Regions from separate parts of the Homo sapiens genome. Here region 1 is linked to region 2. Evidence: chromatin loops called from intact Hi-C (ENCODE). Cell type or tissue: Panc1. All regions are shown on one strand.

What was found. A loop is a pair of places that touch in the nucleus more often than their neighbours do. Peaks named below come from ENCODE experiments on the same cell type or tissue, not always from the same donor. Only the 100,000 strongest peaks of a DNase experiment are listed, where the experiment ranks them.
Region 1: it touches region 2 in a loop (2.3-fold over the local background); 25 of 110 quality-filtered maps call a loop at or near these places.

The regions. Positions count from the first base shown.
Region 1 is chr7:79,740,586-79,743,085 of GRCh38, forward strand. No RefSeq gene overlaps it. Among named protein-coding and RNA genes, the nearest start is that of MAGI2, 290 kb to the left of the region's middle. In Panc1, CTCF peaks have their summits at 1,308 and 1,513; no DNase peak of the experiment used is centred here; H3K27ac peaks cover 255 bases.
Region 2 is chr7:79,297,154-79,299,653 of GRCh38, forward strand. All of the region lies in intron 1 of MAGI2 (membrane associated guanylate kinase, WW and PDZ domain containing 2), which reads right to left. Among named protein-coding and RNA genes, the nearest start is that of MAGI2-AS3, 150 kb to the right of the region's middle. In Panc1, CTCF peaks have their summits at 1,192 and 1,435; a DNase peak (open chromatin) is centred at 1,198; H3K27ac peaks cover 2,266 bases.

The DNA of each region.
Region 1 (2,500 bases), 440 kb after region 2:
GGTGTCTGAAGAACTTACAGAGGGAGAGTTGTGTAAAGCTGGCCATTTTGAAAGAGGTAGTGGCATTTGACTAAGGGACATGGCCAGCTCAGTGTGACCGTCAGCAGCAGAAATCAGGGAAATATATGTTGTCATCTCTTTCTCCCCTCTACCTTGGATCTTCTGTGTGGTTTGGCTGAAACCAATGGAAAGCAGATTTCTTATTTTTCAGCCTCTTGGTGTAGAAAGCAGAATGGAGAAGGGTACAAAGCAGAGAGTACAGCTCACCCATTTTGCCCCTTACCATCTACTCATATCTTTTGCCTGCTTGAGAACACTTCCCTATCATAGCAGATGCACAAAAAATCATCGTCTCATCAGCCTCACTGTAATTGTGGAGTCCTGGAATAACTCCAGTCATATTCCCACTTGAAACTTTAAGTTTCACTGGTACTTTTTGTAAGGTGGGGAGGGAAAAAAGAAGTGCTTTGAAAACATTAAACATAGCTGCTGCAGTCTCCACATGCTTTTCTGTTCACGAGGTACAATAAAATATTCATAAAATAAGGATGAAATAAGAAATGTTTTATATTTTAAGTTAACATTGTTTCTTCCATGTTACCTTAACAACTCTCCTTCTCAAACTGTTATTTCATAGACATTCTGAGAGCAAATTGATCAGGGGGCAGACTCATCTCCCTCTCCATTAGAAACCTGATTTTGTTTATTTGGAATATTATTCTTCCACTAAGACTGGTCCAAGTCTACCAATTGTGAGAAGATGAAGAACTTTTTTTTCAATTATATATAAACTTCAGTAATAACAGTACTCACATCACCATCTTGACTTCTGTACCCTACTCATGGAGAGAGTGGCAATATATATTGGTTGCAGCTTCAAAAGATGTACCAGATCTGGCAAATTTATGCCCAGCCTCATGGTGTATTGTCTCCTAGCTGAGATCATACGTGAGTAGACTATTTCATTGCTCTATCAAGATGGCTGCTTCTACATGATGAGTAATGATGAAAGACAAGTTTCTGTAGATGTGAGATTACTAACACACTTTCTTTGCCATGAACTGCGTCTCCAGGTGGAATACAATATTGTGTAAAATATCCAGGATAAGCATTTTGTCAAGTGACTAATTAACAGTGGTTCTTACGTAATCTTTTTTTGTAGGAAAGACAAATCTATACCTATGCTCCTGTATTTTCTTGATAGGACAAAAAGATTCTTCAATCTATGGAAGGGGTACAGTGAAATCAGTGGACCCCTAGGTTGGTTCACCTAGGAGATGATACAGTTCGGGAGATGACCACTGGCCTCTGGTGTTACATTTTGGACACAGCAGTAAAGGTAGCTGGATAAATAATTGTTTTATTTATCAATTGCTGTGTAACAAGTTACCCCGAAGTTTAGTGGCTACAACAATAATAAACATTTTGTATCTCTTTCCATTTTCATGGTTCAGAAATTCTGTCTCAGGGTCTCTAATGGAGTTGCCATCAAATGTTGGCCATTACTCCAATCACCTAAAGATTTGTTTGGAGATAGAGAATCCACTCCCAAGTTGGCTCACTCACATAGCTGTTGGCAGGAGCCTCATTTCTCCATGATTTTAGGGTGAGTTTAGGGTTGCTTTTAATTTAGGACTAGTTTCGCCTGACTAGAAAGACAGACCTTCTGTGGTCTTTACTGAATTTCCATGATGTCCAATGTGGCCTCTTTATTCTGGCTGTTCAGAATCTCAAGTTCTCTTAGCCCTGTGCATGATCAGGAACTTGTTCAGTGTATAGCCTCCTGGTAGTTCTTTACTCAGCATAGCAGAGAATCATTATACATGTGTCCTTTATTTTTTGTCAAGGGGAATCCCATGCAGGTTTCTGGAGCTCTTTTTTCATGTGGCTCCTCCTTTGCTGATATTATGCACCAGAAATTTCATCTCCTGCAGTCTCCCTGCACTCTAATCGTTTATGCCTCAACCCAGCAAGAGACGTATGCTCTACTTGGGTTTCTCCCAAACCCCAGCCCATTCTACTGTCCAAAAAGTTTCTCAAAAAACTAAGGCAAAGGGAAGATTAATTTCATTAGGTTTTTTCTCTCAAGGACTAGAGTCCTGGATTGCCCTTCTCCAATGTCTAAAGTGTGGTTTAATATATTTTGCCATTTTTATTTATTTATGTCAGCTGGCACATTTGATACTAGAAAATCCATCATAATCAAAACGGCATTAGAGATCTCATAGCTGTGTGGAACAAATTAGCACAATTTTCCTCTTTTTCTTAATAGTAGAAATTTTTATTTTATTTGAGATGTAATTGTTCCCATGGTATCTTTAAAATTCTATAAAATGACTTTTTTTCAAGGTAGTACTTTCAAAGCATTTCATTTTTTACTTACTTTTTAAAAATTATTCTATTTTACCTTGAGTCGCTTTGAATTATTTCATTTTCCCAGAAATTATTTCATGTTTGATGTTTTATTCAAATTTGTATGATTTTGAATAATATCCTTTGG
Region 2 (2,500 bases):
ACATCACAACCACCACCTGGCCTACAGTGTTTGCAATTTCCCATTAATTGAAAGATGCATCCCAATTTTAGAAATGTAAAAATGTAAAAGATGTAATTTTTCAAATTGATAAACTATGATATTAAAATACTAGAGATGCCAGGAGGAAGATGAGCAAGATAGATGGGGATTGCATGTTTTAGATGAAATAAAATAGATTAAGCATTGAGCTCAGTGCCTTCTCCTTGCATTTCCATCCTAGTAAAGAGCTGGAAGAATTCACACAGTCATTTACAGGCTCTTCCCATGTGAGAACTATCATCGAGAAGGCAGTTGACTAAGAGCCTCAGTTAAATTTTAATTTATTCTAATTAGTCAGATACTATTCATTCATTTTATTAATATTTATTAATAACCTGCAGTCTACCCAGTACTCTTCTAGTTGATGGGAACAGAATCACGAATCAAAAGGTCTATAGAGCTTATCTTCTAACAAGAGAAGCCCATATTGTAAATAAGTAAAAATTAACTGAATAATATAAATCCAGAGAAATAAGTTTTGTGATATTATTGATAGAGAATAACTGGGTTTAGTGCGGGTATTTTTTAGATAGGTGGTCAGGGAAGACCTCTTTGAGCAGCAATATTTATTGCCTGAGGCAAAATGAATGGCTGGGCAAATGAGTGGAAAGGACAGTTTTGAAGTACTATCTCAGCACAGCTTTGACTTAACTTTCGTCAGGTGGGAATGAGCAAGTTAATATTTGCAACAGATATTCCCTGCTACATTCCTAGTCAAAATTTAAGGGAAAACAACCATTTCTCTCTGTTAGAAAAGCTGCTGATACCTTTTTGTCTCTTTGTAAGATCAGCAAGGACTAAAACCTGTGTTATCTTCCTGAGTGGACTTATGATATGTTTGTGGTCAAAATTAAAGTTGAATATAAGTTATGGTTTGTTTTTTATATCTAGCACATCAACATTTTATCAGAGAACGATGAATACTGTCTTATTAGTTTAAAAATATTTGCCGTATATAATTACCTGTCAATTTTTCTTCAATATTTGATTACATTTTTGTTTTAATGAGGGCAATTTATTTTTAAAATGCAAAAATGTCATAATTGGGTCTTTGAGAGGTTTTAAGAGAGATTCATCATCTTTAATTTCAGCAAAAGCTTAGATTCTGCAGAACAAGTGGAAACAGTTCCATCAAGTGTCACTTGGTGGCAGCATAACAAAATTGCTATGAGAGTTCCTAACTTGGGGAGCTAAGTAAGTTCTTTTAGGAACAAGCTAGTGAAAAACAATATTATGGCTGTTTTGTAACACACAAAAAAACCTGCCAGTGTTCTTATAATTTATTATAAGAAAAACATTTTTAAATACCATATCATACATAGTAAATTTTTTTCATTAATATAGCGTTCATTAACAAATATTTATTGTTTCTATTATATGGTAGAAACTGAGTTAAGAGTTAGGGCTAGATAATTTAAGCATGGTCTCTACTTGGGGCTAAATTGTGTCCCCCCAAAATTCATATGTTGAAGTCCTAACCCCCAGTATCTTATAATGTGACCGTATTTGGAACAGGGTCTTTAAAAAGGTAATCAAGTTAGAGTGAGGTAGTGAATTTAGAATGAGCTAATTCTACAGGACTAGTGTACATATAAGAAGAGAAAATTTGGAAACACATACATGCAGAGGGAAAACTGTGTGAAGACAGAGGGAAAAGACAGATATCTACACGCCAAGAAGAGAAGCCTCAGAAGAAACCAACCCTATTAATACCTTAATCTCAGGCTTCTAATCTCCAAAATTGTGAGAAAATAAATTTCTGTTGTATAAGCCACCCCATGGTATTTTGTCATGGCAGCCCTAGCAAACTAGGCAGTTTTGATGCTCATGCCACATAACGTTTTAATTTTAAAAAACTGAAGCAGAGAAAAGTAATTTCTCTGCTATAAGTAATAAGGCAATGTGATGGGTTTTATAATAGATGCATGCTCAGAATTGTGAGCATGGTGGGGAGTGGAAGTAATTCTTTAGGATGATGTTGGAAGACCTTATATAAGAATATTTGATGTGGGTTTTTAAGATTAAGTAGAAATTTTCCGGGCAGAGAAATGGGAATGAGAATAAATGGTATTTAGGTAAAAGAAGATGATGTAACTGGAAATGGATAGGCAGGGGGTGACATAGAGTGTTGTGAAAATCTTGAGTTCTGAGTTGTTTATGGTCAGGAGATGGCCTGGAAATGTAAGTTGGGAGTAGATTTTGAAGAGGCATAAGCCATGTAAAAAGATATCTTTCGGGAGGCTGAGGCAGGAGAATCGCTTGAACCTGGGAGGTAGAGGTTGCAGTGAGCCAAGATTGCGCCACTGCACTCCAGCCTGGAGACAGAGCAAGACTCCATCTCAAAAAAAAAAAAAAAAAAAGATATCTTTATTGTCCAAGGCATTCCTTTCTTGAAATGGTAATATAAAATTATATATTTCAAATCGGTTGGCAAAATAGG